3 separate regions of the Homo sapiens genome follow, and all the other regions are linked to region 3. The links are chromatin loops, found by intact Hi-C in ENCODE. Cell type or tissue: B cell. All regions are shown on one strand. Links, peaks and the distances in the headings refer to the core of each region. The heading gives the core; the rest is flanking DNA.

What was found. A loop is a pair of places that touch in the nucleus more often than their neighbours do. Peaks named below come from ENCODE experiments on the same cell type or tissue, not always from the same donor. Only the 100,000 strongest peaks of a DNase experiment are listed, where the experiment ranks them.
Region 1: it touches region 3 in a loop (10-fold over the local background); 13 of 110 quality-filtered maps call a loop at or near these places.
Region 2: it touches region 3 in a loop (15-fold over the local background); 6 of 110 quality-filtered maps call a loop at or near these places.

What each region holds. Positions count from the first base shown.
Region 1 is chr12:120,007,113-120,017,839 of GRCh38, reverse strand. The region is part of intron 2 of BICDL1 (BICD family like cargo adaptor 1); the gene reads right to left. Among named protein-coding and RNA genes, the nearest start is that of BICDL1, 23 kb to the right of the region's middle. RefSeq lists an enhancer at 5,180-5,259. In B cell, for the core only: no CTCF peak of the experiment used is centred there; DNase peaks (open chromatin) are centred at 3,849 and 5,349.
Region 2 is chr12:119,872,306-119,883,032 of GRCh38, reverse strand. It overlaps CIT (citron rho-interacting serine/threonine kinase), which reads left to right and starts at 5,713. Exons shown (of 48, transcript NM_001206999.2): 1 at 5,713-5,784; 2 at 6,852-6,960. The coding sequence starts at 6,865. RefSeq lists a silencer at 5,954-6,033 and an enhancer at 6,264-6,323. In B cell, for the core only: no CTCF peak of the experiment used is centred there; a DNase peak (open chromatin) is centred at 5,632; H3K4me3 peaks cover 1,439 bases; H3K27ac peaks cover 461 bases.
Region 3 is chr12:120,081,898-120,092,624 of GRCh38, reverse strand. It overlaps BICDL1 (BICD family like cargo adaptor 1), which reads right to left. Exons shown (of 10, transcript NM_001367886.1): 9 at 2,554-2,674. Among named protein-coding and RNA genes, the nearest start is that of RAB35, 29 kb to the left of the region's middle. RefSeq lists enhancers at 1,254-1,846, 5,221-5,300. In B cell, for the core only: CTCF peaks have their summits at 5,344 and 5,554 (motif pointing right); a DNase peak (open chromatin) is centred at 5,404; H3K4me3 peaks cover 929 bases; H3K27ac peaks cover 558 bases.

The DNA.
Region 1 (10,727 bases), core at 1,668-9,667, 75 kb after region 3:
CTCCACAGCCTATACTCGATTAAATCATACTGCTTTCTACTAATACTAGCTGCCACTAATTGAGCAACTATTATGCGGCCAAATCTTGACACATTTTCTTTTTTTTTTCAGGCAGGGTCTCACTGTGTCACCCAGGCTGGAGTACAGTGGTGTAATCATAGCCTACTGCAACCTTGAACTCCTGGGCTCAAGTGATCCTCTTGCCTCAGTCACCCAAGTAGCTACAACTATAGACCTGTGCCACCATGCCCAGCTTATTTTTAAAAAAATTTTTGCAGAGACGGGTCTTGCTATGTTGCCCACGCTGTTCTCAAACTCCTGGGCTCAACCAATCTTCCTGCCTTGGGATATATTTTCATTTAGTCTTCAAACAACTTTATGAGGCAGGTCTCCATTTTACAGATGATGCATAAAAAGACACAAAATAACTTACATTTATTTCTAAACAAGTCATCTGGATCAGTGGCTCCCAACTTACAAACCATGAATCCTTTGGGGACACCGAGTTGCTTTAAGAGCACTGCCTCTATACTGAACACATCATGTTAATACACGCTGTTTTGATTCTAGAATATAAATCCTTTTAAAAGTATTACTCAATCCCTGTGTTGTTTTATCAATCTGCTGATATAAAACAACATCTAGGCTGGGCACGATGGCTCACGCCTGTAATTCCAGCACTTTGGGAGGCCAGGGCAGGCGGATCACAAGGTCAGGAGATCTAGACCATCCTGGCTAACACAGTGAAACCCTGTCTCTACTAAAAATACAAAAAATTAGCCGGGTGTGGTGGCGGGTGCCTGTAGTCCCAGCTACTCGGGAGGCTGAGCTCAGCAGGAGAATGGCATGAACCCGGGAGGCAGAGCTTGCAGTGAGCCGAGATCGTGCCACTGCACTCCAGACTGGGAGAGAGAGCGAGACTCCGTCTCAAAAAATGAAATAAAATAAAGTAAAATAAATCTATTACCATGTGAAGGTCTACAATTTTTTTTTTTTTTACATACTAAAAAGGAGTCCTCTTGTGGAGAAACTGGAACTCTCACGCATTGTTGGTAGGAATATAAACTGGTACAAGCTTCTTTGAAAATAAGTTTGGCGGTTTCTTAAAAAGTTACAGACAGGACAGGTGTGGTGGTTCACACCTGTAATCCTAGCACTTTGGGAGGCTAAGATGGACAAACTGCTTGAGCCCAAGAGTTCAAGATCAGCCTGGGCAACATGGCAAAACTGTCTCTACAAAAAATACAAAAATTAGCTGGGCATGGTGGCACATGCCTGTAGTCCCAGCTACTTGGGAGACTGAAGTGGGAGAATCACCAGAGTAGTGAGCCATGATCACGCCACTGTACTCCAGCATGGGTGACAGAGTGAGACCCTGTCTCAAAAAAAAAAAAAAAAAAAAAAAGGTTACAGACATACCATATAGCAATTCCACTCCTAAATATCTACCCAAAAGAAATGAAAGTGTAAGTCCAAAGACTTGTACATGAATGTTCCTAACAGCACTATTCATAATAGTTGAAAATTGGAAACAATCCAAATCTCCATTAACTGGTTATGGATAAACAAAATGCAGTATATTCACACAATGGAATACTAAAAAAGGAACTATTATGTGCTATAACACGAGTGAACCTCACAGACGTGATGCTAAGTGAAAGAGGCCAGACACAAAAACTATATATTGCCTGATTCCATTTATATGAAATATCCAGAAAAGGAAAATCAATACAGACAGAAAACAGATCAGTGTTTTCCTGGGGCTGCGGGTGGGGACAGGAGTGAAGACTGAATGCAGAACGATATGGGGGAACTTTTTGGGGTAGCAGAAATGTTCTAAAATTGGATTATGGTGATGGCTGCACAACTCTGTACATATGCTAAAAATTGAATTATACATTTACAGTGGGTGAATTTATAAACTGTAAATTATACTTCAATAAGGCTGTTTCAAAATATTGTAGAAGGTCATTGGATTAGGTTTTAAAAAGGGGGTTCCTTACACTGAAAGACTGGGAACCAGTGATCTGGACAATGGAAAAGGAATTCAGCAAGATTAAGTATATATTAAGAGAAGTGAAATAATTCTCTGGGTGGGTTCAACCTTTTAGTAAATGGTCAAGTTTGCTATACATTTGAACCACAGAACTAAGTAACATATGCTTAGCTGGCTTGTGAATCTAGTTCTAACACATACGAAGTTTCCAGATAAGGTGCTCAGCCCTGTGGGGGAGGTGCCCTGAGTGCACAGTCCTTGACTCAATGGAGTCAAATACATGAATTAACCGTAAGAGATGACAGAATGTAAATGACAAAAGAAAGGGACTAAAGCACTCTAGTTGGTAAGTAGGAGAGATCAAAGCTGGTGGGAGAAGAACAGCAAAGTTCTCATGAAGGAAGTGGCAACTGAGCCTGGCCTTCAGGACTGGGGGAAATTCCAACGGTGGTACAAGTAGAAAGAAGAGGCAGGGCTGGAAATGTGTGCTAGGTCCAGAAGGTACAGGGCTTTGAATGCCATGCCCTTTCTTATTTGTTATGCCAAGGGAGTCCCCTAAATGCAGTAAGAGTTGTTTAGAGCTTCCAAAGAGGAAGGTATCTGACAATGGGAAAAAATGGAGGAGCAGAGCTTAAAGGCAAGGAGATGTTTCAGGTTATTGCATAAAGTTAAGAAAGCTTCAACAAGCTTTCCCTTCCCACTGCAAGTGGGAAGGGGCAGACTCTTGAATTCTCTGGTCTTGGGGCAAGGGAGGGAAGATCCATCTTGAATTATGTGTCCTCTCTTGAGGGTTTCAGCTTTGTCACTTTCCCTGACTCTCATAAGATTTGTCTGTCTCTCCCACTGACAGTTAAAAGTCCATAACCTATAACTTTAGCAGACTGTATTTTCAGAAGACATGTTTTCACTCATTTTTTTTTCAAACAAAGGATTCTATTTGGTAAATAAATTCCTTTCATTTTAGGGAAGTAACATGACATACAAATAATTTTTTTTATTTTTTAATTTTTTTTTAGAGATGGGAGTCTCACCATGTTGCCCAGGGTGGTCTCGAACTTCTGGGATCAATCCTCCCACCTTGGCCTCCCAAGTGTTGAGATTACAGGTGTAAGCCACCACACCCAGCCAAGAATGGTTTGCTTTTTTTTTTTTTTGAGATGGAGTCTCGCTCTGTCACAGGCTGTAGTGCAGTGCCGTGATCTCGGCTCACTGCAACCTCTGCCTCCTGGGTTCAAGCGATTCTCTTGCCTCAGCCTCCTGAGTAGCTGGGATGAAAGGCACGCGCCACCACACTTGGCTAATTTTTGTATTTTCAGTAGAGACGGGGTTTCATCATGTTGGCCAGGATGGTCTCGATCTCCTGACTTTGTGATCTGCCCGGCTCAGCCTCCCAAAGTGCTGAGATTACAGACGTGAGCCACTGCACCGGTGCAAGAATGGTTTTTTAATTCAAACTCTGCTGGTTTTCAAAATAGATGTTACTTTTGAAAGATGCCTCAATCCGATGCTACATTAAATTTTATTTTGGTTTTTGAGGAATAATTCAAATACTAAGCAGAATGCAAGGCTTCGAGTTGACTTGAAGTAACTGGTAGGTAGGTTCTATGTAGGGCTCCTTTTAAATATTGAAGTTCTTCTTTAATAATAGCTTTCTGTCTGCTAGGTTTTTAAGTAAACAGACTGCATAAAACAAAACATGATCGTTTAAGTAAACAGAATTACTTTGCAAAGATTTTTACACCTTGTTTTTCAAAGATTTTTTATAACACACATTTACCTAAACCACAGGTTTACTGGCTGTGACCTTAGATGAGTCACATCCTCCTACGGCCTTAGTGCTTTCTTCAACTGTGAGATCAAAAGGTCAGACTAGACAAGAGCTAAATAACATGGGTTAACCTTGCCCTTCAACAACTGTAATATGCGGGGGTTTCCACCATCTTAAAACACTATGCTAGAAATCTAAAGTCAAATTAGTTATTACCTACATTTCAGTCTTCAGAACAAATCAATGAGACTTTTCTGGATCCCTGCCATAATATGCATGGCACTAAGTGTTGTTGGGGATAAAAACTGGTTAAAGGCTGGACACGGTGGCTCACGCCTGTAATCCCAGCACTTCGGGAGGCTGAGGCAGGCGGATCACTTGAGGCCAGGAGTTCAAGACCTGCCTAATCAACATGGCAAAACCCTGTCTCTACTAAAAATACAAAAATTAGCCAGGCGTGGTGGCGGGCACCTGTAATCCCAGCTACTCAGGAGGCTGAGGCAGGAGAATCACTTGAACCCAGGAGGCGGAGGTTGCAGTGAGCCGAGATCGCGCCACTGCACTCCAGCCTGGGTGATAGAGTAAGACTCTGACACACACACACACACACACACACACACACACACACACACACACTCTGGTTAAAGACATAGTCCCTGCAATTCATGGTGTCTAAAACCTAGCAGGAGAAGAAATATAATCATGTGACATTAAATGACAATAAAATTTGGACCACAGGCTTTATAATTTTTTTTTTTTTTTGAGATGGAGTCTTGCTCTGTCCCCCAGGCTGGAGTGAAGAGGTGTGATCTTGGCTCATTGCAACCTCCACCTCCCAGGTTCAAACGATTCTCCTGCCTCAGCCTTCTGAGTAGCTGGGACTACAGGCATATGCCACCAGACCCGGCTAATTTTTTTTGTATTTTTAGTAGAGACGGGGTTTCGCCATGTTGGCCAGGCTGGTCTTGAACTCCTGACCTTAGGTGATCCACCCGCCTTGGCCTCCCAAAGTGCTGGGATTACAGGCATGAGCCACCATTACCGGCCCACAGGCTTTATAACTTAGATAAATTAAGAGTTTGACAAAAAGCATTCCCAAATGTCCCTACCACTGAAGGCAATGTAAAGGATAATGATATTCCATGTATAGCCCACCCTATGGGAGGTGGGGTGCTGGTCTGTGTAGGGAATGAGCTGGACACAGTATAGCAGATCTTATATTCATATTTTATAATCTGTTAGTTCCATTTCTGCAGAATTATAATGGAATAAAGGCTTTCCCCTTCCTTTCCCTTCCCTTTCCTTTAAAAAAGAAAAAAAATACATAATGGAATAAAGGTTCTAAGTGGTGGACTGTTTGAGGGATTCAGCTAATACCTCATGTCCTTAATTCATATATGAGAACACATAGAATTGATATCTATTACTTAGATCTTATCATTAATGTAAAGGGAAAGACATATGCTAAAACATCTCTGACATCATAGTTACATCTTGCCCGCCCTCTGAGCCTGACCAGGACAGTGTCATAGGAGGAGGTATAACTGGTATCCATGGCAACATCACCAGACTGGGACAATGTGAAAAGCCGTAACCTAGCAACTGATGACGAGAGGTGTGTATAGGGGGAATTCTTACAGTTCTGCAAATGACAAACATGCAGCATTGAATGCAACTAATCATACCAGGGCAATGCGGAAAATCTGACTTATTCGTGGAGAATTACAGAATGTCAACCTCATAAAACCTTAGTACTATGATGCATAATTTTAAACAGGAAAATCACATAAACACCTCCTCATTCCCCACACCGTCAGTCGTGTGCAGGGAAAGTACCTTATGTGTCATGACTGGAATGGAAAATAAATTTTGTTGTGGCACCAATCATCTCAACCTCTCTCTATTTCTCATTACACAAAGGAGTAAATTTGGGTGAGAGGAGAAGCCGCCCTCGGTCCCAGAGAAGGATGAATATGTTCTGCATGCAAAGGCGGCAGCATTACAAAGTTACCAGACATGATATACCACATCATGTGAGACTATCTCTCTACTAATTTTCTTTCCAACAGAGATCGCATACGTACATGTGGACATTTAGAGAGCGAAGGAATCATCTCGTTCAATCTCCGTGTTTTACTGACAGAAATTGAAACCCAGAGTGAGGATTTATTCAAAGTCAGAAAATTAGTGACAGAACATGGGCTAGAACCTAGGTCTTCTGTTTTCCAGGTCAATTCATTCCATTAAAGCACAATGCTATTCTTCCTCATGTTTAAACAGAAATGCTGTTGGACTTTATGGGAATGAGAAAAAAACCTCTATTATGTAAAGCCATTGAGAGCTTAGGGTTTATGTATTATAACAGTTAATGTTATTCTACCTAATATAACCATGAAAGGGTCTATCTCACCCTAAGGCAATCCCTGAAAAAGATACCAACTTTTTTTTATTTTGGGGATTCTGGATCAAGTTATAACTTCAAAGGAATTTACCCAACTCTGTGATTATCAAAGATATTACCTGAGTACAAAAAGACCAAACAGCTTCTCTATCTGGGATAGAATGGTGAATGTGTACCAAAAAAGGTGATACTGTTACAACTATATCTGCCTTGGAATCCTACCTAGTTAGAATTGGAAGATCTTAGCAATCAGCCACTCTAATCTCTTTAGAAAACTGAAGCCCAGGACTCTTTCTACTGACTCCATTATGGCTGACACTGGCTAGTTGTTCACCAACCCATTTCTTCTCCTCCCTGGGCAAAAAGCTGGTCTACATTTCCCAGGTTTTCTTGTAACTGAGTATGGCCATGTGACTGAGCTCTGACCAGCAAATGAGCGGAAGCAACAGGCACCATTTCCAGGCATAGCCCACAGAAATCTTCCAGGTTCTTTTCCTTCTGCTACGACCTTAGAAGTCACCTGTTGAAAACAGCCGAGTCACAAGATGGAAGATGGCTGGAGGAGAACTGAATCACTGCCTGAACTAAGAGCCACTGACCACTCAGGAATACCAGCTTTTAATTCCTGTTAGGCTACTAAAAGTTGGTGACTGATCCGTCACAACAACTTCAGTATTAACGAATAAAACTGTAACTAGGGTTACTCTTCTACAAATAATGAATACCACCCCTTTTTTTCTTAATCAGTAAATATCATTTATTATCAAAGAGATGGCTTGTTTTACTTGTTAAGCCAGTAAGAGCCCCACAGGAAGCAGCAGAGGACTGGGACTGCAGACTTGAGCAAATCACTTAACTTCCCCGGGGCTCTGCTTCCTTAACTAGTCATAGATTAGTGACTGCACATCATTTTTCTTTAAACTCAGATAAAAAAAAACACTTTTTCCCTCAAATAAAATATTAAACAGAACTTCAATACATAAAACATTAAAATGCTCAGGTTGAAGTGAAAATGGGGAAGGGGACAGGAATCCACCAGATTAACAATCCATTCAGCTCTTCCTTGCAGCTATTCCCTGAGGCACCTCTTAGAGACCTATGGCTCCTCAGAATAGTTTGAGAACCGCTGATTGAAACCAATGGTTTTCCAAATTATATGGGATTTTTTTGTTGGCACCCACAGCCCTTTTCCATATGAAATCTTATGTGAAGCCTCAATAAACAGAACAGATAAACAGAACAAAGTAATCTTTTATTAAGTATTTTATAATGTAGATGTATAAAATTTATAAACTCAATTAAGAAAAATTAGACCTTTCCAAAATAATTTGAAATTGGAGGATAAGGATGATGGTGGCAATCTTACTCAGTATGCATGTATTTGTGAATTTAGTTGATTTTAAATATTGAAAACAAATTGTTTTATTCACCCAGTGAAGCAGTTACAAGCGCAACCAGTTTTACTCAGTCCACCTTACAACTGCATAATACTCTTTAGTTAATAGAAGTGGCATGGAGGCTGCAGGCTGGCGTCTCCACACATTCAGGCAAAGCTGGCAGCACAGGCTGAGGCACTGGTGGTCTTGCGTGTGTTCTACATGACATCTCAAGAGGGTTCATGATGACTATTTTGGTAATGGTTCTTTGGAGTGTTACAAATTTTAAAAACACATTCAAGTTTGCAGAATCCCTGAAGAGCAAACATTTCACAAACCACTGGTCCAGATAGACCAGAAGTTCTCTTTTAGCTCTAAAACACTTATAATAGCACTGGACTATTGGCCCAGATGCCAATGTAGAGAAATGGAGATGATGCTATCTGTGTCAAAACATTACTTGCTTTTCTGTTGATGGTTCATTCACTGGATACAGATATTTTGTTTTTCAAAGCAACAATACTTAGGAACCACAACTATGGGCTAACCAGCATAAGTAACAAAAGAGTATATAGTATGCTGCCAACTTTTTGTCTGCCTGTCAACTCCAACCTTCCTACCATCTGCAATCTTCCTACCATTTACCAAGTACAAAATTTGGGGGCCCCACCTCACATCAGGCAAGGGCAGCTCATTTAAACTCTATTTTTATCTCTCCTACACAATATACCAAGCTGTCTACAAGGATTGAGTGAATCCAGATTTCAAGGTAAAAAGAAAGACTAACTGCCACATTAAGCCAAATCTAGAAGCATGAAAAAGATCTACCCCTACAGTAATTAATCTGAATCTTGGGCCTTCAAACCTCCAAAATTTAGGCCCAATATACTAGAACTTTAGGCGTTCCTCTTTGGAAAAAGAAAACCAGAACTAGATACTTGTAGCCCACACAACCAACCTGAAGACTCTTGAATCAGGCATGGCTCTCTCGGTAAATAATTAAGAACAGGCTCAGCCAGGCGCAGTGGCTCATGCCTGTAATCCCAGCACTTTGGGAGGCCGAGGCGGGCGGATCATGAAGTCAGAAGATCGAGACCATCCTGGCCAACATGGTGAAACCCCATTTCTACTAAAAATACAAAAATTAGCTGGGTGTGGTGGCGTGTGCCTGTAATCCCAGCTACTCGGGACGCTGAGGCACGAGAATCACTTGAACCCAGGAGGTGGAGTTTGCAGTGAGCCGAGATTGCGCCACTGCACTCCAGCCTGGTGACAGAGGAAGACTCCATCTCAAAAAGAAAAGAACAGGCTCAACTAATCAATACAAGAATCTACCAAAAAAAAAAAAAAAACACCTCTATGCCGGAAGAATAAGCAATTACCACCCTAATGTGTTTAACCTACTAATTAGCAATAGCACAATCTGGAAATGCTGGAAAATCTGTCTTCACAGAAGAGAGCTCCTATGTAAAAGGCCCTTTTCTGTTTTAGCTGAAGTGGTCCTCTCAATATACCACTTTTAATCCTTCTAGTACATCCTTAATATAACAAACATTGCTAAGAATGAATTCCAAACATTTGGATTCATTTTACCTAGTGATGTAAAAGGCATCCAAAACAATACCACCCAGCAAATATCAACCAAAAAATCAACCAAATCAATGAGATAGAAATACATATGAAGTGGTTTTTATTTCCAATTGACTACCCATCCTGGAAGATTTACAAAAAGCCAATCCTCAAGCCAGTGGTTAACATGTAACCTTTGCAAGGCCTTGAGCAAGTGTCACCAAACTTCTGACCCTCAGTTTCCTTATCTGCCAAATAAAGAGTAACTATTGGCTGGGCACAGTGGCTCACGCCTGTAATCCCAGCATTTTGGGAGGCCAAGGCAGGTGGATCACTTGAACCCAGGAGTTCAAGACCAGCCCGGGCAGCACGGTGAAACTCATCTCTATAAAAAGTATAAAAAATTAGCCAAGAATGGTGGCTTACAGCTGTAGTCCCAGCCACCTGGGAGGCTGAGGTGGGAGGATCACCTGATCCCAGGAGGTCAAGGCTATAGTGAGCCATGATGGCGCTGCTGCACTCCAGCTTGGGCAATAGAGTGAGATCCTGTCTCAAAAAAAAAAAAAAAAAAAAAAAAAAGAAAGAGTAATTATCATGACTTCCATCACAGGCAGGAATGGGATCAGAAGAGGTCACATATGAGAACGTCCTTTGGAAATTTAAATAGCTGTTATTTGGTTGAGAAATTATCTTGTTTTCATAACTTCTTTCTAGAATAGGATGACTAAAAATTGCCAGCCTCTGTAAACGAAGCAGACTTTTAAGAAAAAAACAAATAATACAGCCCCCACCTCAAAAGGAACAAAAGCCCATTCAGCAATTAAAACTACTTCTGATAACCAGCTGTTGCTCACTGTAAAGTGTTCTAGAAACAAAAATGGTTCTGCATCACTCAACAGAGGCAGAGTGGTGGTGACACTTATGGACACTGTATTAATGTCTTTAACTCCAAGAAAGGAAACTGGGAGAAATGTGCTTCAAGAAGTGTACCAGACGCAGAGTTGCTAATCCAAAATGAGCTGTTTAAAGAACAAGGATCTGTTTACCTTTCAGAGGAAAATTAGTCTTTTCAGAGAAGATTAGTTTCAGCTAGTATGCAAACTGTATTCTTTGTGTGTGGATAAGGCATTAGAGGCTGACTGAGGAAAACAGCTCCAAACAGGCAGGAAACAGACAAAGCATCTGTTTGCATTAACTTCCTCCTACACATCTCACCTCACAGGCATGAACTCAGAAGGTGGTTCTTCTAGGAGCTGAGAGTGTGTACGTGGGGGGTGGGGGACACTCTTGTCTGAATTCAGCTTCCGTCACTGTGAATGAGGAAATTCTTGGTGACAACCTCATGAAAGGTACTAGAACAGAGTCTCAGGTCCTGAGAGAGCTCAGATGGCTGCGGAAATTTAACTCAGTATTTCACCTCAATACAACAGAATTCTCATTTGTTCTACTTATGTGAAACTAACATGGATATGTAAAGGGCATCTCAACCTTAATTATCCACACAGTCTAAGATGAATTATTTGACTTTATATTCCAACCTATCCCTCTTTCCTTCCTCTAGCCTTTGGTCTCTCAAGTTAATGATGCCACTATTCCTCCAGTAGCTCAAGACAAAAA
Region 2 (10,727 bases), core at 1,114-9,113, 210 kb after region 3:
CTTTCTTTTTTTTTTTTTGAGATGGAGTCTCGCTCTGTCACCCAGGCTGGAGTGCAGTGGCGTGATCTCGTCTCACTGCAAGCTCTGCCTCCAGGGTTCACGCCATTCTCCTGTCTCAGCCTCCCGAGTGGCTGGGACTACAGGCGCCCGCCGTCAACCCCGGCTAATTTTTTGTATTTTTAGTAAAGACGGGGTTTCACCGTGTTAGCCAGGATGGTCTCGATCTCCTGACCTCGTGATCTGCCAGCCTCGGCCTCCCAAAGTGCTGGGATTACAGGCGTGAGCCACCGCGCCCGGCCATGTTTTTATTTCTTTTGGTTATATGCCTAGGGAGGAAGATGTTAGGTCATACTGTTGCTCTGTTTAACTTTTTGAGGAACTGCCAAACTGTATTCCAAAGTGGCTGAATCATTTTACATTCCCACCAGCAGTTTAGGAGGGATCCATTTTCTTACACCCTCACCAATACTTGTTATTGTCTTTCTGTTTATTTATAACTATCCCAGGGGACATGAAGTGTTATTGTGATTTTGATTTGCATTTCCCTAATGACTAATGTTGTTGGGCATCTTTTCACGTGCTTTTTGGCTATTGGCATATATTTTTTGGAGAATTGTCTGTTCAAATCTTTTGCTCGTTTTTAAATTGGGCTATTTGTTTTTTATTGTCAGACTGTAGGAATTCTTTGTACATAATGGATGCTAGTTTCTCATTAGATATTTGATTTACACATTTTTCTCCCAGTTTGTGAGTTGCTGGCTTTAGATTTTACAAAGCATTTCACATCTCTTAGCTTTTAAATCTCCCTATAGCTAGGCAAAAATTTAGGCTCAGAGGTTAAATGATGTGTGCAGAATCAGAAGTTTGTTCATATGTGAATTCAATAAACTTTTATTGAGAGCCTACAAAGTTGACTGTTGCTAGGCTAGAAAGATCAAGTGTCTAGAATTTGATTTCCATTTCAGTTAATTTTTTAATTTTTTAATTTTATTTTTTGAGACAGAGTCTCACTGTGTCACCCAGGCTGGAGTGCAATGGTGAGATCTTGGCTCACTGCAACCTCCGCATCCTGGGTTCAAATGATTCTCCTGCCTCAGCCTCCTGAGTAGCTGGGATTATAGGCATGTGCCACTCTGCCTGGCCGATTTTTTTGTATTTTTAGTAGAGATGGTGTTTCACCATGTTGGCCAGGTTGATCTTGAACTCCTGACCAACTTCAGGTGATCCTTATGCCTTGGCCTCCCAAAGTGCCAGGATTACAGGCATGAGCCACCATGCCCGGCCTCCATTTCAGTTTAAAACCTCAAATGGAACACCATTGGAATGAGAGAAAGTGAGGGGAAAGAAGAGAAAAGGACAGAAGAAAGTGGAGAGGAAATCAAGTTGTATGTCCTTTGCTTGTGTATAGTGCTTGGGAATCTCTTCCTTTTGTATACCCATCTTCACTTAAGGCTCCAAATATGAAAACACGAAACACTTATTTTAGAATTCAGTCCTTACTTAAGCCGAGTATAACCCATACTCCCCAGTCTCCTTCTGTTAAATTACTTAGCCATCACCCTCTTTGGTTTCACCATAGTAGATCACAGAGCAAGGACTGGAAGGCCCATTCTGAGGTATCCACTTTGCATCTGAGCCAGTGTGAGAGTGGGTCCTCTCCATAGGGACGGACTCTTGTTAACAAAGATTGATAATAAAGCCACATTGTCAGTTTATTAACTTACAATGAAAAATACACTTTGACATTTGGTTAGTAGTATATTTGCCCTTTCTAGGCAAGTGGTTCATGACATTGGCTGCACATTGGGGTCACTTGGTGTATTAGTCTGTTTTCACACTGCTGATAAGGACATACCTGAGACTGGGCATTTACAAAAGGAAGAGGTTTAATGGACTTGCAGTTCCACATGGCTGGGGAAGCCTCACAATCATGGCAGAGGGCAAGGAGGAGCAACTCACATCTTATGTGGATGGTGGCAGACAAGAGAAGAGGGCTTGTGCAGAGAATCTCCCCCTTATAAAACCATCAGATCTCATAAGACTTATTCTCTATCATGAGAACACCACAGGAAAGACCTGCCACCATGATTCAATTACCTCCCACCAGGTCCCTCCCACAACACGTGGGAATTCAAGATGAGATTTGGGTGGGGCCACAGCCAAACCATATCACTTGGGGAGCTTGATCAACTTCCAATTCCTAGGCTTGATCCTGGAACAGTGAAATGAGGATCTCCAAGGATGGGGCCCAGGTATCAATGTTATTTTAAAGCTTCCCAGGTGATCTCAGTGTGAATGCAAGGTTGTGAACCACTGCTTCTGGAATACCTGCACCATGAGAAGGTATAATAAATGGTGTGTGTAGAATCAGAAGGCAATTCATTTGTAAATTCAGTACACTTCTATTGAGAGCCTGCAAAGTTGATTGTTGGTAGGCTGGAAAGAAGTAATTAAATTGTAATCAAATGCACATGGAGTTAGATTTCATCATTTAGTCCACAAATATTTATAAATATTATGTGCTAGGTGCTGGGATAAACATAAGTCAATACAGTTTGGTGGTTATCAAAATGGGCTTTAGAATGAAAGAACCAACTGATGTCCTGGCTCCACTGTTTACTAGTATGTGACTTAATTTCTCTAAGCTTGAATTTCTCTGCTGGTAAAATGGGGTTGCTAACAATAATGCCTACTTCAGAGGCTTGCTTAAGAATTATGTCAAATGATGCAGTGTTTCCCAAATTTCAAGATTTGTTCTAAAGCTATACCCATGTACAACCTGTACTACTGTTTACTTAATATTTCCTTTACTGGCTCATTTTTTCTTCTTAAATATTTCCTTTGGTCTCACTCCAAGTGGTATCATCTATAAAATACTTGGTTGGATGGGCTAGCTATAGTTTTTCTAACATATAGTAAAATATATAATTTAACAAATAAGTGACTTTTTTTGCCACTTGAAAGTGTTGCTCATACCAGTTGTGGGGACACATCTTTGGGAAACAGGGAATATCTGGGATATTTGCCTCTGAGCCAGCGTGAGAGTGGCTCCTTTCCATAGGGGTGGATGCTAATAATAGTGCCTACTTCAGGGGCTATTGAAGGCTTGCACCTAGAAACCTAGAAAGCACTCAGCCAATGATAATTATTCTTTTTTTTTTTTACCGAGTCTCACTGTCTCACCCAGGCTGGAGTGCAGTGGCAAGTGAGATCTCAGCTCACTGCAACCTCCGCCTCCCAGGTTCGAGTGATTCTCCTGCTTTACCCTCCTGAGTAGCTGGGATTACAGGCACCTGCCACCTCGCCAGGCTAATTTGTATTTTTAGTAGAGATGGGGTTTTACCACATTGGCCAGTCTGGTCTCAAATTTCTGACCTCAAGTGATCCACCAATCTTGGCCTCCCAAAGTGTTGGGATTACAGGCATGAGCCATTGGGTCTGGCCAGTTATTTTCTTTATATAGAAGTTTCTGGGCTGGGCGCAGTTGCTCACACCTGTAATCCCAGCACTTTGGGAGGTCGGGGCAGGATGATTGCTTGAGTACAGGAATTTGAGATCAGCTTGGGTAGCATAGGGAGACCCCATCTCTACAAAAAAAAAAACCCAAAAAAACAAAAAAACAGCCAGGCATGGTGGTACATTCTTGTGGTCCCAGCTACTGGAAGGGCTGAGGTGGGATGATCACTTGAGCCTGGAGAGGTGGAAGCTGCAGTAAGCCGTGATTGTGCCACTGAACTCCAGCTTGGGTGACGGAGTGAGATTCTGTCTAAGAAAAAAGAAAAAAAAAGAGGTGCTTGATAAATAGTAGCTATCCATTATTGGCCCCGGGAACAAGAAGTAAGTTATGTTTGGGGAAGGAAAAAAGAACAAATGTGTATTAAGCAAGCCTGTAGCTCTAATTATGTGCTGGTGTGCGTGTGTGTGTGTGTGTGTGTGAGAGAGAGAACACATCTCCAGTTCTGTCTACTGTAGAATTAGGAGAGTACAAAAAGGACTTTACATATATAAATAGAACATACACACACACACATGCGTGCACACATATACACACAATTTAATCATTATGAAACCACATCCATATTGTTGCTACCTAGGTTAAGAAATAGATCACAGCAGCACCCCAACACCCTGAAAGGCCTCCATCCCAACCCCAGGTAACTACTATTCTGGCTGTTGCTTTCTTTATGGTTTTGTCATTACTTTAAACAATGACAAAAACTGCAATGATTTGCATCAACCTAATACATCCCTCCTTAAACAATGTTGCTTTGTTTTGTCCTGTTTTGGAACTTATAAGAATGGAATCATAATGGAATCATATGTTATTTTCTTGCTTCCTTCATTAGGCCTTGTTTTGAGACTCATTATGTCATTGTGGTTAGTTGCAGTTTATTCTTTTTCATTGCTTGTGAAAACACTGCAATATACAATTTTGTCTTTTCTACTGCTGATGGACATTTATATCACTTCCAGTTTTTTGCGAACACTATTTTGTATTCTTATACACATCTCTTGGTGTACATAAGTAGGAGTTTCTCGCCGGCGTGGTGGCTCAGGGCCTGTAATCTCAGCACTTTGGGAGGCCGAGGTGGGCAGATCACTCGAGGTCAGGAGTTCAAGACCAGCCTGGACAACACGGTGAAACCCCATCTCTACTAAAAATACAAACAATTGGGCATGGTGGCATGCACCTGTAATCCCAGTTACTTGGGAGGATGAGACAAGAGAATAGCTTGAACCTGGGAGGTGGAGGTTGCAGTGAGGCGAGATCGTGCCATTGCACTCCAGCCTGGGAGACAGAGCAAGACTCCATCTCAAAATAAATAAATAAATAGGAGTTTTTCTTAGGTAGAGAAACTACACCTAGCAATAGTCATAGAATGCACAAATCTTCAATGTTAGCAAATAATGCCAAACTTTTTTTTCAAATTTCAAAGAGATTGTATCCATTTACACGCCTACGGGTACTGTATAAGTGTGTGTACTTCCACATCTTCGCAAACACTGTCACATCCTTTTGTTGTTGTTGTTCTCGAATTTGAGTGTTATTCTTTCTCACTGTGACTTTATTTTTCATATTTTCTGATTATGAACGAGGTTGACAACTTTCACACATTTGTTGGTCATCTGGATTTCCTTTTTGGTGAAGTGCCTGTTTAAGTATCTCGTCTATAATTTATTTTAAAGTGTCCTTTCAGACAGTCTCAATGACTGTCACCAACTCCTTGCAGGGCAGTCAGCCCGGAGATAGAGTAATCAAGGTAGGTTGAAGTCAAGCTCAAAACATTCGCTGCCTCAGCTGTAGCAGAGGACCACTGGGCTTCCCCAGGTAACAAGTACTTCTACCTTAGCCACATGAGAGAGAAAGAAGACCAGGCAGAGCAGCCTGGCTGCCTTCCTCCTTGCAGGTGGCCGAGAGCAGGGGACAGCGCCCTGGCGACCTCCTCAGGGATCCTAGATTAACAGTCGCGTCCTCAAACGCAGCATCCTGCGTAACCGCCAATTTCAAACTTCCAAGACCTGCCCTGCTGATTTTGCCCTTCCCTTTTTCCCGTTGGTCGCGAGTCAAAGGAAGATGCAATTTGATTGGCTCTCCCCTTCACTTTCCTCCATGCCTTTAGGGACATGGGCGGGGCCTGGCTGAGACGCCCATGTCTATCATAGGAGCGGAGACGCTGATTGGTCCAAACACGGCTGAGACCCGCCCGCGCCGTTCCTCGGGTTCAAACGCGGCGGCGGGAGGCGCGGGGCGGAACAGATCGCAGACCTGGGGGTTCGCAGAGCGTGAGTCTGATCCCCCAGACCCAATTCTACCGCACCCGGCTCTGCAAGGCCAGGGGAGGGCCGCCTCCACCCATACAAGTCCCGGGTTTCCCTCCCGCCCCGGGGAGGGCGGCGATTCCACCCCCAGGGCTGCGGGAGGCCTGGAGGGTCTTCCGGGGCTAGCTGTGCGCGCGCCCACCTTCCTTGGGAGCCGAGGGGTCAGCCGAGTGGTGCTGGGGCAGGAGGCTTGCTCCTCCCCTAAACCAGGCGGAGTGCTTTGTCTCTTCAGCTCTGCCTCCTGTCAGCACTAACTGCATTATTCTGCCCAGTGTAGTCGGCCGGTTCCTTATTATCTGCGTGAACTTAGCCATTTACTTAACCTCTCTGTTTCAGCGTATTCATACCCCGTGCCCACCCCATCACCTCATGATGCCCCCGCCTCTTTCGCTCTGCTCCAGTCCGTCTGGCCTCGCTGTTGCTGGAGAGGCCAGGTCCTGCCTCAGTGCTTTTGGCTTGGCTGTTTCGTTTGCCACGGATGTCTTTCTTTCCCCAGATATCAACATGGCTTGCTGGTCATTCGCTTCAGGTCTTCAAGTCTTGGGTCAAATGGTGGCTTCTCAGTGAAGTCTTATTTGACCACACTAAAAATTGCACCATCTCACCCCCATTGTCCTTTTCTTGCTCGATTTTGTTTTTACCCCATAGCACTTAACACCTTACAACAAGCTATATATTTTGCTTATTTCAGTCATTCATTTAATAACTATTCGCACCTATTTGTGTGCCAGGCTATGTGTGCCCCCACTGCATGGGGGCAAACATCTCTGCCCTTGTGGAGCTTCCATTCTAAGGGGGGAGATAATAAACACATTTATAAGTAAGAGAGTATGTCAGATAAGTGTATCATCTCCTGTCACAGTGAGTTAAAATCTGGTGTTTAATCTCCATGATTAGACTGAGCTTCCTAAAACTGGAGTGGTAGCTGATTTTCACCTCCTTGTCCCTGATATCTTGAGGGAGATCAGGATCTCTCAGGCCCTTCCTGCTCAAAACATAGGACACACTTGACTTTTCTGATATCCTTTCAGCGCCAGTGGGGAGATGTTGAAGTTCAAATATGGAGCGCGGAATCCTTTGGATGCTGGTGCTGCTGAACCCATTGCCAGCCGGGCCTCCAGGCTGAATCTGTTCTTCCAGGTAACAGCCTACCCTGCCAACTTTGCTCACCTGTGTGTGTCCTTGGAATCTCCTTGTCACTCACCTTTGCTTTTATTTATTTGTTTATTTATTTAGAGTCTCAGTCTCTCAGGCTGGAGTACAGTGGTGCAATCTCAGCTCACTGCAACCTCCGCCTCCTGGGTTCAAGCGATTCTCCTGCCTCAGCCTCCAGAGTAGCTGGGACTACAGCCGCCTGCCACCACACCCGGCTAAATTTTGTATTTTTCTTTTTAGTAGAGACGGGGTTTCACCATGTTGGCCAGGCTAGGGTCGAACTCCTGACCTCAAGTGATCCACCTGCCTTGGCCTCCTAAAGTGCTGGGATTACAGGCATGAACCGTGCCCAGCTTGCTTTTATTATAGGACCAGGGATAATATTTTAGGGGAAATTCTGTTTTGTTTTGTTTGAAACAAGGTCTTCTGTCGACTCTAGGCCTGTGCCACCATGCCTGGCTAATTTTTTAATTTTTTGTAGGGATGGGGTCTCACTGTGTTGCCCAGGCTGATATAGAACACCTGACTTCAAGTGAGCCTCTTGCCTTGGCCTCCCAAAGCACTGGGGTTATAGGTGTGAGCCACTGCACCTGGCCCTCTATTTAGAGTTTTATATGCACTGATTCTTTTGGAAAAAAGACACTGTGCAGAAGTAGATAGCTGAACTTGCCTTAGAAGGGAGATCTTTTCATATTTCTCACACTTTACACTTCTGTACTAAAGTTTATTCATTCATTGATTGATTGGTTGCTTGCAAGACAGGGTCTTGCTCTGTGGCTCAGGCTGGAGTGCATTGGCACAATCACGGCTTACTGCAGCCTTGACCTCCTGGGCTCAAACGATCCTCCCACTTCAGCTTCCTGAGTAGCTGGGACCACAGGTGTGTGCCACCATACCTGGCTAATTTTTGTATTTTTTGTAGAGATGAGGTTTCACCATGTTGCCCAGGCAGGTCTCGAATTCCTGGGCTCAAGTGATCTACTTGTCACAGCTTCTGCAAGTGTTGGGCTTACAGGCATAAGCCCCTGTACCAGGGCAAGTTTGTCCTTTTATTGAAGAAAGAAAAATAAATGAACAAAGATGCTTTTTAAAACTACAATTTCTGTGGGTATAATCCTATTCATTTTCATTGCAGGGATGTTTATTTTTTAAGATTTTTTTTTTTTTTTTTTGAGACAGAGTCTTCGCTGTCGCCCAGGCTGGAGTGCAGTGGCGCGATCTCGGCTCACTGCAGGCTCTGCCCCCCGGGGTTCACGCCATTCTCCTGCCTCAGCCTCCCACGTAGCTGGGACTACAGGCGCCCGTCACCTCGCCCGGCTAATTTTTTGTATTTTTAGTAGAGACGGGGTTTCACTGTGTTAGTCAGGATGGTATTTTTTAAGATTTTAAAAAAAGTTTTGATGAATACCACACCTGTTTAACCCTCATTCCTCTCAAGATACACATTTCTGTCACCCCAGATGCGTTAAAACTTAATATCATAAGATTACTTCCAAATAGATTTTTAATTCTTTTGTTTCTGATGTATGTGGAACACTGGTGAAGTAGAAATCCTTGTTTGATTTATGTATTCGTAAGTCAGGGGGACAATAGAGACCATGAAGATTTAGAATTGAATCCCAGTCCCAGCACTAGTTAGCTGCATTACTTTGGGTGAGTCAGTTACCTTTTCTGAGTCCATTTGCTATTCTTTAAAATAGGTTGTAGCCTGTAATGCCAGTATTTTCGGAGGCTGAGGCGGGCGGATTACTTGAGGTCACGGGTTCGAGACCAGCCTGGACAACGTGGTGAAACCCTGTCTCTACTAAAAATATAGAAAATTAGCTGGGCATGGTGGTCGCATGTACCTGTAATCCCAGCTACTTGAAAAGCTGAAGCAGGAGAATCATTTGAACCCGGGAGGCGGAGGTTGTCGTGAGCCGAGATGGTGCACTGCACTCCAGCCTGGGCGACAGAGTGGGTAAGACTCCATCTCAAAACAAAACAAAACAAAAGAAAACAAAAAAAATAACATAGAGGTTGTAGTACCTAATCCACAGGGTTGTTGTGAGGATTAGATGAGATATTCGATTTAAAGCACTTAGCACCTTGCCTGGCTCTTAGTAAACTCCTTATAAAAAATGGTAATTATTGTTAATACTCAGCATAGAATAGTATTAGTTATAATATTAATACTAAATTTGTTTCCTTAATAGTAATTATATTTGGGAAGGTAGTTATGTAGGATACCTGTAAGATGATGAATGATGAAGTATTCTTGATAACTTTTTTTTTTTTCCAAAATATTGGTATTGGGTGTTTAAACAGATGAGAGTGGAAACAAATTGAAAGCTTAGGTTTTTCTGTGGGACCATCCCCATCAGCATTTTAAGTCTTGACATATCTTTCACAAATGAATAGTCTGTCTTTAACCTTAGATGGCTGGAGTGCTGCCACGTTTCAGCCCCTTTATCATGCTACTTTAAAATATCTCCAACTTGCTGGGCGTGGTGGCTCACGCCTGTAATCCTAGCAATTTGGGAGGCTGAGGTGGGTGGATTGCTTGAGGTCAGGAGTTCGAGAGCAGCCCGGGCAACATGGTGAGCCCCTCCGTTTCTACTAAAAACACAAAAAATAGCTGACTGTGATGGTGTGTGCCTGTAGTCCCAGCTACTCGGGAGGCTGAGGCAGGAGGATCACTTGAGCCCTAGAGGCAGAGGTTGCAGTGAGCTAAGATTGTGCCACTGCACTTCAGCACTTCAGCCTAGGCGACAGAGCAAGACCCTGTAAATTAAAAAAAAAAAAAAAAAGAAAAGGAAAAAAATTTCCAACTTATTAAGGGCTTATAGTGTGCTGATTATGTAATAGTTATGGCTTCCAATGTGTCTGGCATAGAACTGGCATGTTTCTGAGTATCTCACTTCAGCCTCATGACAGAGGTAAGGACTATTTTTAATTTAAACTTTAAATAGGAGGCAACAGGCCAGGTGTGGTGGCTCACACCTGTAATCCCAGTACTTTGGGAGGCTGAGGCAGGTGGATTGCTTGAGTCCAAGAGTTCAAGACTAGCCTGGGCAAAATGGTGAAACCCCATCTCTACAAAAAATATAAATAATTAGTCAGGCATGGCGGTGTGTGCCTGTAGTCCCAGCTACTCAGGAGGCTGAGGTGGGGGCATCTCTGGGGCCCCGGAGGCAGAGGTTGTAGTGAGTTGAGATTGCAACACTGCACTCCAGCCTGGGCAACAGAACGAGACCCTGTTTCTAAATAAATACATAAATAGGAGGCAACAGATATAGACAGATATGGAGGTAGGTAAGGCCTTGCCCAAGATCATACACGTTGGGTTTTGCAGATGAGGCCAAGATCAGACTCCATCTTTGGTTGGTCTGACTCCAAAGGCTGACCACATAGCCATTGGGCCACAGCACCTGTGCACGTCAGAATTTATTAAGTATATCTTGTATTTAGTCATTATAACAGGAAGACTTATGGGTAAACCCTCAGTTCATCTCTTTTTAATGCTGAGATCCCCCTGCCCAGTAAAGCTATTATTGCAAGTATAGTATATACCTATCATTTGCCTTGAGTTATCAGGTAAGGATGCTGTTTGTTCTTTTCCCATATAGTGCTGTTTGAATGAGGTTGAGATACAGTAGCAATTTTGTTTTCCATTCAGGTGAGTACCTTAGACTGAGTGTCATTTTGTCTTTTTTACTTCTACTCAACAGGATTTCCTGACATGTTCGAGGTCAGTGATTGTCAGACTTTCT
Region 3 (10,727 bases), core at 1,029-9,028:
TCCGGTTTGGCTTGCCACCCCCAGCCCCGGCAGGCCCTAGGGCCACCTCAGCTTAACAGCTCCCCAGCCCAATGGCCTGGCCTCAGGGGCTCCTCCTGCCTTTTCCTTTCCAATTATTCCAGCCTGAGCTACTGATGCCCAGGCACCAACGGCAGCCTCACGTGGCAAGGATGCCCTGGGTGCTGCCCTAGACCCTGCTGCTGAGGCTCCCATCTGCGGCAGAGGCCAGGGGCCTCACGGTCTTCAGGGGCTGTCCTGCACCAAATCAGGCCCATTTCTTTCAGCTTCCTCACTGGGGTAGGACCGTCCCCCAACTCGAATTCGTTCATGTGGTCCAGAAAATGCCTTCCTCCCCACAGCCCGCCCCACCATGTTTTACAGAACAGCAGCCTTTCCCATAGAGAAGCCTGTGGACAGGGCAGCTCCACTCCCTTCCCATTTTGGTGGCTAGATTCTGACTCTGGGTAAGACTCCATTTGACAAAAGTTCTGCCACTAACAAAGTTTGAAAACTCCTGCTTTAGAAATATGAGCAGCCTGTGTAATTAGCATCATCAGTAAATGTAACATGTGTCTGCTCGATTCCTTCATGACTTGAACCTGGCAGGCTCTGCGGCATCCTGGTAAGACCCCAAGCTTTTCTGGCTAAACCCCTGAGTGAGTCAGCCTGTGGTGTCCGAGCACAGGACAGGTGAGGCCTGTGTTCAGGGCAGGCTCCCTGTGGCCAGGGCAGATGACCTCTTTGGTTCCGAGCAGCCACTGACGAGATGAGGGCATGAAGTTGGGCTGGCTGGGCCCCTCCATCTGAGCAGCTTGTCCACTCCTCCTCCCTCCCACCCATGGGTGTCATTCTAATATCTCTGCAGGTTTCAGCATGAAACAAAGGGGCCTTCCTGAGTCATCGTGGGGTAGCAGTGAGTGTGGACCCCTCACGCGCTCTGGCTCAGGGCCTGCTCTCCAGCCTCCCTATTCTCTCAACCCTGTCTTTCAGACTCAGCTCATTCCTGGTCTTCTCCTTGCCCTTGTCTTCTTCCCTTCTCTTCCATCCCCTTTTCCACTTGCCCCTCAGAGCTGGCACTGTGCCAGGTATTTGCCAACACACGGTCCCTCCTTATAAGGGTCTAGTATATGATCCTTGGCACAGTGCCCTGCACTTACGACGTGCTCAGTAAAATCTACGCTAAATCCAATGTAGGAATGCTAAAGGGTCTTTCAAAAACCAACCTTTCAAAGCTGCCAATGTTTTGTTTGGCACACTGAAAACTTCATTTTTTTAACTTTAAGCAATCAGGTCTGTCCAGGTCGCCCTTTAGAGTTTCCCAGACACACGCTGCTCATCATTCCAGGCCTGCTGGTCCCTCAGTGGATGGAACAGCCATCTATGAGAAGACGGCACCAGCCGTTAGCACTGGGCCACACACTGCTGAAGAGCTCACTGGACGCGACTGTGATGGAGGAGGGAGCTGGGACTTGAGGGCATGTCACACTGCACAGAGATGACGCCAGGCTCCAGCACACAGAACACAGTGGGCCATGAGGGGAGGCGGCGGGGCAGCACAGCAATGGCAGGGCGAGACGGTGGATGGGATGTAGGGCTCAGGCTCACCTCAAAGGCAGGAGGGGTGTACAACTAAAGCTGTTGATACGGGAACTGAGAAAGGCCACTAGATCAGAAACCAAAGGAGCCAGATAGTAAAAAGCCCTGAGGAAGCAAACTGTAGCCGGGAGAGAAGAGAGAGAGCAGCGGTCAGCCAGGGCGCGGCCAGCTGGCTGCCATGCAGGAGCCAAGGAGCCAGGGACGGGCACCCTGCGGTGGGGCCAGTGTTCTGGCTGCCAGCCCCATGGGGCCCTGGGAGGAATGGTCACCAACAACCTGCCCTCCACGGGGGGCTTACCTTGTAAAGCCACAGACGGCTTTTCATCTGTCTGGATGAGAATTCTTGGGGAGAAATATTAATGTTTATACCCATATCCTAAAACTGTGCTACCTCAACCTCACGAACAAAACCCAGCCAGCCACAGCCCAGTCCAGTGGGGGAGCCATGCTGGACCCTGAAAACAGTGGGTCTAGAGAGGGACCCACTGACTCCTCTTCCCCAGGGCCTGTGCCAGCACAGTGCTCTTTGGAAAATGGAGGCTGGCCCTTGAGAAGGGGAAGGGTAGCAGCTGCTGGCTGCAGGAGGGTTGCTGAGCCGCATCCCGCTGTGAATTTTCATGCAATTATACTGAGCTTCCTGGGCCTCCATGTTAACCAGTTGTTTCTTTCCAGCTTAAAGCCCAGACAACCAGCTGAAAGGGGGCCCCATTCCAAGTCTGGAGATCACTACATCTCCAGACAGCAGCAGCCTGGGCACTGTCGCTCAAAAGCATCCTTAAGCATTCTTCCCCAAGGACTAGGGGACATGAGCTCTGGATCTTGCCAGGTGAAGACTGGGATGTGCTGTTCACCCAGTCACATGGAACCCTCCAGTGGCAAACTCTCCTTACACTCTGCCTGGGTTCAGAGATTCCTCCTGGAGTCTCCTCTCGCCCTGGATCTCAGGCTCCAGTTTACCTGCCAAGCTTCCAGCTGCTGCGAGAGGTTCAGTTTCTGCTGAATGGCATCCAGCAACTGGCTGTTCAGAGACATCATATCCATCCTGCACTTGGCAAGTTCCAGCTCCACAGCATTCTTCCTGAGAACAGACAAGCCAGGGTGAACATGGACACCTTGTGCCAGAGGCATCTTGGTCTTTACTTGGGGCACCTGGAGTCCCAGGATGAGGAAACAGGCTCTGACCCTGAACTCACAACAAATAGCAGCTGCAACAATAACTATGATGTTGCCTGCAGAGGGTTAGTTTGCAACATGTTTTCACATATATTCTCCCAGTTTTCATAACCAACCTGTAGGTGAAAGGAATATTTGTCATCCCCACCTCACGGATAAAGAAACAGAAGTTGAGGCCGGGTGTGGTGGCTCATGCCTGTAATCCCAGCACTTTGGGAGGCCGAGGCGGGTGGATCACCTGAGATCGAGGGTTCGAGACCAGCCTGACCAACATGGAGAAACCCTGTCTCTACTAAAAATACAAAATTAGCCAGGCGTGGTGGCACATGCCTGTAATCCCAGTTACTCGGGCTGAGGCAGGAGAATTGCTTGAACCCAGGAGAAGGAGGTTGCAGTGAGCCGAGATTGCACCATTGCACTCCATCCTGGGCAAAAAGAGCAGAACTCCGTCACACACACACACACCACACACACACACACGTTGAAAGAGCAGAACTCCGTCACACACACACGCCACACACACGTTGAAAGAGCAGAACTCCGTCACACCCCACACACACACACATACACACACACACACACACGTTGAAAAAGGACAATACTAAAATAAGGACTGGAACCCAGAGGGGATCAAAAGCCTCACACAGCATAAAGGAGCTACTCATCCTTTCCCAAAATGGCCCATTCCCCACTGGAAGGCAGGAACCTTGTCCTGCTGGTATAGAAGGGATTCCTTGTAGTTAGCAATCCCCCTTAGGGGAACTGTCCTGAAGATACAGAGGTGTGCGAAGATAGCCACACAGTGGTGATCACTATAGCTTAGCTAGTCAGAGTAGCCAAGTGGTCATGAATGATGGGATGGAATACAGTCACCAGTAAAAACCATAAAGTAGGCCGGGTGCGGTGGCTCACCCCTGTAATTCCAGCACTTTGGGAGGCCAAGGCGGGCGGATCACGAGGTCAGGAGATTGAGACCATCCTGGCTAACAGTGAAACCCCGTCTCTACTAAAAATACCAAAAATTAGCCAGGCATGGCGGCAGGTGCCTGTAGTCCCAGCTACTGGCGAGGCTGAGGCAGGAGAATGGCGTGAACCCGGGAGGCGGAGCTTGCAGTAAGCCCAGATCGCGCCACTGCACTGCAGCCTGGGTGACAGAACAAGACTCCGTCTCAAAAAAACAAAAAAACCCCATAAAGTGTGGCCAGGCGCGGTGGCTCGTGCCTGTAATCCCAGCACTTTGGGAGGCCAAGGTGGAAGGATCACCTGAGGTCAGGAGTTCGAGACCAGCCTGGCCAACATGGCGAAAACCCATCTCTGCTAAAAATACAAAAATTAGCTGGGTGTGGTGGCAGGTGCCTGTAATCCCAGCTACTCGGGAGGCTGAGGCAGGAGAATCGCTTGAACCTGGGAGGTGGAGCTTGCAGTGAGCCCAGATTGTGCCACTGCACTCCAGCCTGGGCAATAGAGCAAGACTCCGTCTCAAAAAAATAAAAACAAAACCCCACAAAAAACCATGAGGTAGAATATTTATTGACAGTTCATAACATATTGCTGAGTGGAAAAAGCACCAGAAAACAAGGTCTAGTATAATACTAGTTTTGTAAAACAAAAACTGCCTGTGTCCGCAGGGTGCTGTGGCTCACGCCTCTAATCCCCAGCACTTTGGGAGGCCAAGGTGGGCGGATCACCTGAGGTTGGGAGTTCGAGACCAGCCTGACCAACAAGGAGAAACCCCGCCTCTACTAAAAATACAAAAATTTGCCGGGCGTGGTGGCGCATGCTGCCTGTAATCCCAGCTACTCAGGAGGCTGAGGTAGGAGATCACTTGAATCCAGGAGGCGGAGGTTACAGTGAGCCAAGATCACGCCACTGCACTCCAGCCTGGGCAACAAGAGCGAAACTCTGTCTCAAAACAAAACAAAAAACTGCCTGTGTGTTCAAGGATATGCACAAAAATGTCTAGTTGGTTATCTCTGGGTGATGATTACTGATGGGTAACTCCTCCGACATTATTTTGCATTTTTTTATTTTCACATTTGTGTTTCACGTATTACTTTGTTCACCTTTCCCAACATTCCTAAATCACGGCTGTTCAATGCAAAAGAAAATTAATTTTTTTCGAGGGCAGGGGAACGGGAATAAAGGTGGAAGGACCTCTGCAGAGGCAGCCCTGGTTGCCCAACTGCAGAAACGTGTATTATTTAGCCCTTGCCTTCATTAATCGCTCCCTTAAGCACTCAAAACAGCAAAGCTAACAAAAGCATGCTCCTTGTACAGGGCCAGCGACTAATGTGCAGGGCTCAAGGGCAGCTAGAGGATCCGCCTGCAGAGGCCGCCTAGCTCGAGCTTCACAACACCGACCGCACTAACCGAAGTGCGGCCAGAAAAAGGAACAGGTGGATCCCACTTGCAAAGTGCTCAGGCCACTGCTGCGACCAGCACTTCTTCTTTGGCTTCAGGTCTACCGAGCAATTAGTCACCTGTGCCGACACCGCAAGTGCGCCCCGCCCGCCGGCCCGCCTGCCTTCCCTAGAGAAACCGCTCCAGACAGCTCAGCCACCGCGTCAGCCCCGCCCACTGCGGCAGCGACGGGACCCGAGCCCGTCTAATGGATGCTGAGGGCTCAGATGCCGAAGGCTGCCTCCGTCACACCCACTGCTATTGGCTGGCAGCAAACAGCGGAAATCCTCACGCGGCATCGGTTGCCATGGACACCCCTCCAGTAGCGTCAGAACCCGTGGTGCCCCACGACAGCCACAGCCTCCTGAGCTTCCGGCGTCCCCCGGCAGGTGGCGCCGAGAGCAGCGGGAGCCCCAGGAATGTGCTGACTAACGTTGCCGGCGAGGGACAGATGGGCCCAGGGCTACAGCCGCGGCGCAGCGCCGGGCATGGTGGGGTTCCCTTCCTTGCCAAAAAACGCCCTGAGGCAGGGGCTGCCTGGACGACCTCCAATCCTGGCCACGCGCTGCACCGTTGGGACATTTGCTCACCAAGGAATAAGTGCTCGTCATTCATGGGAAACCCCAGACCAGGATCAACACATTAATCACATTTTAAAAATAGGAATATTCCAAGGGCTCGAATAATTCCTTTTTACAAATGAAACCACTAGTAACTGACTTGTTTTTGTAAGGCAGATTGCTAGCCCAAGATTTATTTTTGGTTTTAGTGAAGGCCCTTCACCTGCAAGGAGATAAAAAAATTGCTACTTAATTTTCCTGAAACTCATTTATTGTATAGGAGAAGGTGCACCTTAAGGTTTCTGCAGCCCAGTGACGAGAAGGAAGTTATATTTCTTAGGGATTCTCACCCCTGACTACACATTAAAATCAAGGGGGAAAGAAGTGGGCCCCACCCAACTGACCCCACCCCGTGATTTCAACTGTATTGTTCTGGTGAGGTTCCTGGTGTCTGAGCGCTCCCCAGATGATTGTAATGTGCGGCCAGGATGGAGAATCAGAGATAACGTATATGGAAGAAGTATCTGGTAAAACTAAGTTACTATACAAATGGGGGGTGTGGTTTCCTCTTTAAATGATTCCTTAGGCTTGTCGTCTCAATTCTTGTATAACAAAAATTCATTTCTAAGGTATGGGAAAAGAACTATCCTCCCAGAGTAACCTAACTGCCCAGCCAGCCCTGTTCTATAGGAGTCCAGGAAGGACAGGACCCTTGCTCCAGAGTTCTCCCTACTGGGGGCATCCTTCCAGAGGGGAGAATTTGCAAGTCTAATCAGACTCCTGGATAGTAACTGGGCCTCCTTTGAAAGCAGGCAAGAGCATGCATTACAAGGTTTCATGTAGATTTGCTCACCCAGGTGGCAGAGCTAGGTTTTACTTTTTTTTTTTTTTTTTTTTAAAGGGAGAAAGACTGGACAACTTGCTTCTTCTCTCCTGCACCCTGACACTTTCTCTGTTTGTATCCCCCACCTTCCATCCCACCTTCCATGCTGATGACAGAATATGATCTTAATGTTCAGCTTCTTGTCTGAGAGAAGGTAACCAACCCATGTGTACTTCTATCTTCATTCTGCCTTTTTTTTTTTTTTTTTTTTTTGAGGCAGGATCTTGCTCTGTCATCCAGGCTGGAGTGCAGTGGCATGATCACAGCTCACTGCAGCCTCAACCTTCTGGGCTCAAGTGATCCTCCCACCTCTGCGACTCCAAGAATGTACCACCACACTCAGCTAATTTTTTATTTGTATTTTTAGTAGAGACAGGGTCTCATTATGTTCCCCAGGCTGGTCTTGAACCCCTAGGCTCAAGCAATCCTCCCATTTTGGCCTCCCAAAGTGCTAGGATTACAGGCGCCCTTGCCTGGCCTCCTTCTGCTTTTGATTTCTAGTGGACTTCCACGATAAGCATCTTCATTTTACCATTTTATTCCATCACACAATTTCACTGTTATTCATAAAGGTATGCTGCCTCCTCTATCACACTGTTACTTTTTTTTGAGATAGGGCCTCACTCTGTCACCCAAGCTGGAGGGCAGTGGTGCAATCTTGGCTTACTGCAACCTCCGCCTCCTGAATTTGTGATCCTCCAACCTGGCTACTTCTTTTTTTTTTGTTTGGGTAGGGATGGGGTTTCACCATGTTGGCCAGGTTGGTCTCGAACACCTGACCTCAAGTGATCCACCTGCCTCAGCCTCCCAAAGCGCTGGGATTGCAGGCCTGAGCCGCTGCACCCCAGCCTTATCACACTGTTACTTAAGTATCCATTAACTAAATATAGTGGAAATCCAAGCAGCAAAGATACATCGTTATGTGGGATTCACCAAGAATAATTTCTAAAATGAACTAGAAACTGACAGACACCATGACATGAGGTTCTGACCAGAAAGAAAAGGGGACCCAAAGGTAAAACGGAAATAGAGATAATGAAAATGATGAAAGAGAACAGAAGGGAGGGGGAAAGTGTGTGTGGAAGTGAGGTTAGAGTATGAGTAATTTTTTTTTTTTTTTTTGAGACAGAGTCCCCGTTCTGTTGCCCAGGCTGGAGTGCAATGGCGTGATCTCAGCTCACTACAACTTCTGCCTCCCGGGTTCAAGTGATTCTCCTGCCTCAGCCTCCTGAGTAGCTGGGATTACAGGCGCCTGCCACCATGCTTGGCTAATTGTTGTATTTTTAGTAGAGACGGGCTTTCACCATGTTGGCCAGGCTGGCCTCAAAACTCCTGACCTTAGGTGATCTGCCTGCCTCGGCCTCTCATAGTGCTGGGATTACAGGTGTGAGCCACCGCAACTGGCCTGAGTATGAGGAATTTTAAAGTCAGAAGTTAAAATGTGTGTCATATTATTTTTTTTACAAAAGCATACAGTATCTTATTTACACATTGTTTCCAAGTAGTTCATTTTAGCTTCCCAACAAGTAGCAGTGTAGCAAAGGGAAAAGGGTGTCAGGAAGACGGGAATCAGAAGACTTGAGGTGGAGGCTCATGAGTCACTGCTGGCTGTGGCCCTGGCAAAGTATTTCTTAGTTTCCTCATCTGTAAAATTGGGATTAAAAATTTTTACTTCTTACTGTGGCTGGGAGGATTAAAGAATAAAAGTGTTGGCCGGGTGTGGTGGCTCATGCCTGTAATCCCAGCACTTTGGGAGGCCAGGGCGGGTGGTTCACAAGGTCAGGAGATCGAGACCATCCTGACTAACACGGTGAAACCCTGTCTCTACTAAAAATACAAAAAATTAGCAGGGCATGGTGGCACATGCCTGTAGTCCCAGCTACTCGGGAGGCTGAGGCATGAGAATCGCTTGAACCTGGGAGGCGGAGTTTGCAGTGAGCCAAGATCATGCCACTGCACTCCACCTGGGTGACTGAGTGAGACTCCGTCTCAAAGAAAAGAAAAAAAAAAAGAATAAAAGTGCTTTGTAAACTATAAAGTGATGTATAAATATTACTATTGGCTGGGCACAGTGGCTCACGCCTGTAATCCCAGTACTTTGGGAGGCTGAGGCAGGTGGATCACTTGAGGTCAGGAGTTTGAGACCAGCTTGACCAACATGCTGAAACCCCGTCTCTACTAACAGAAAAATTAGCCAAGCATGGGGGCGCATGCCTGTAATTCCAGCTACTTGGCTGAGGCAGGAGAATCGCTCGAACCTGGGAGGTGGGGGTTGCAGTGAGACGAGGTCGTGCCACTGCTCTCCAGCCTAGGCAACAGAGCAAGACTCCATCTCAATAAATAAATAAATAAATAAATAAATAAATAAATAAATAAATAAATACTACTATTAATATTTTGTAAATGACCCCAAAGTAGACACATTTTTGGTAACTATCTCCTCACACTCCTTGAACAGGGTGGGGCTGGGCACCGTGGCTCTTGCTTATAATCTCAGCACTTTGGGCAGATCCCTGGAGCTCAGGAGTTCAAGACCAGCCTGAGCAACAGGACAAAACCTCGTCTCTACAAAAAACAAAAGCAAAAACTAGCCAGGTGTGGTGGCGTGCACCTGTAGTCCCAGCTACTCGGGAGGCTGAGAGGTGAGAGGATTGCTCCAGCCCAGGAGGTCAAAGATGCAGTTAGCTGTGACTGGGCCACTATACTACAGCCTGGGTGGCAGAGTAAGACCCTGTCTCAAAAAAATAAATACATAAAAAGTAATTCACAGGGGAATAGGGGATATGTAAATATGTTTGTTTCCAAAGTTTCTGAATGTAAGACAATGTGTTTATGAAGAAAATGTGGCCAGGCTGGGCATGGTGGCTCATGCCTGTAATCCTAACACTTTGGGAGGCCGAGGTGGGCAGATCACTTGAGGCCAGGAGTTCGAGAGTAGCCTGGCCAACATGGTGAAACCCCATCTCTACTAAAAATACAAAACTTAGCCAGGCGTGGTGGTGTGTGCCTGTAATCCCAGCTATTCGGGAGGCTGAGGCACGAGAATAGCTTGAACCCAAGAGGCGGAGGTTGCAGTGAGCTGTGAGCATGGGTGACAGAGTGAGAATTTCTCTCAAAAAAAATAAAGTAAAATAAAATAAACACGGCTGGGCGCAGTAGCTCACGCCTATAATCTCAGCACTTTGGGAGGCTAAGGTGGGTGGATCACTTGAGCCCAGGAGTTCAAGACCAGCCTGGGTAACATGGTGAAAACCCGTATCTACAAAAAATACAAAAATCTGCCCGGCATGGTGGCACAGCTACTTGGGAGGCTGAGGAGGGAAGATCACTTGAGCCCAGGAGGTGGAAGCTGCAGTGAGCTATGATTGTGTCACTGCACTCCAGCCTGGGTGACAAAGAGAGACCCTGTCTTAAACAAACAAACAAAAAAACACAAAACATTTTTAAAAAGACCTAGTTGGCTGGGCACAGTGGCTCATGCCTGTAATCCCAGGACTTTGGGAGACTGAGGTAGGAGGATCGCTTGAGCCCAGGGGTTTAAGACCAGCCCTAGCAACATGGCAAAACCCCGTCTCTAACAAAAATACAAAAAATTAGCCAGGTGTGGTAGTGTGTACCTGAGGTCCCAGCTACTCGGGAGGCTGAGGTGGGAGGATCGCTCAAGACCATGATGGGGAGGTTGCAGTGAGCCAAGATCATGCCACTGCACTCCAGCCTGGGTGACAGAGTGAGACTCTGTCTTCAAAAAAAAAGACCTAGTTTATTGGAAATATAAGGGACAGAGGAAAATGCTAAATGATGCTATGGGATGCAATCAAACCCAGAATGCAGCAAATCTATGAGAGAAATGATCCACTTTCTTCAACAAATAAATGTAATATGAAAAAGAAGAAAGAGGAGATGTTACAGACTTTTGGGACACATCAGTTAAATGGAATATGTAGGCTTCGGAGTCTGATTCTAAATCAGTTATCAAAAGATATTTATGGGCCAATTGGGGAAATTCTAACATCAACTGGATTCTGATATTATTAAGAAATTATTTTTTTCAAGTGTGATCATTGTATTGTGTTTTTTTTTTTTTTAATTCTTTCTGGTAGAGATGTATACTGAAG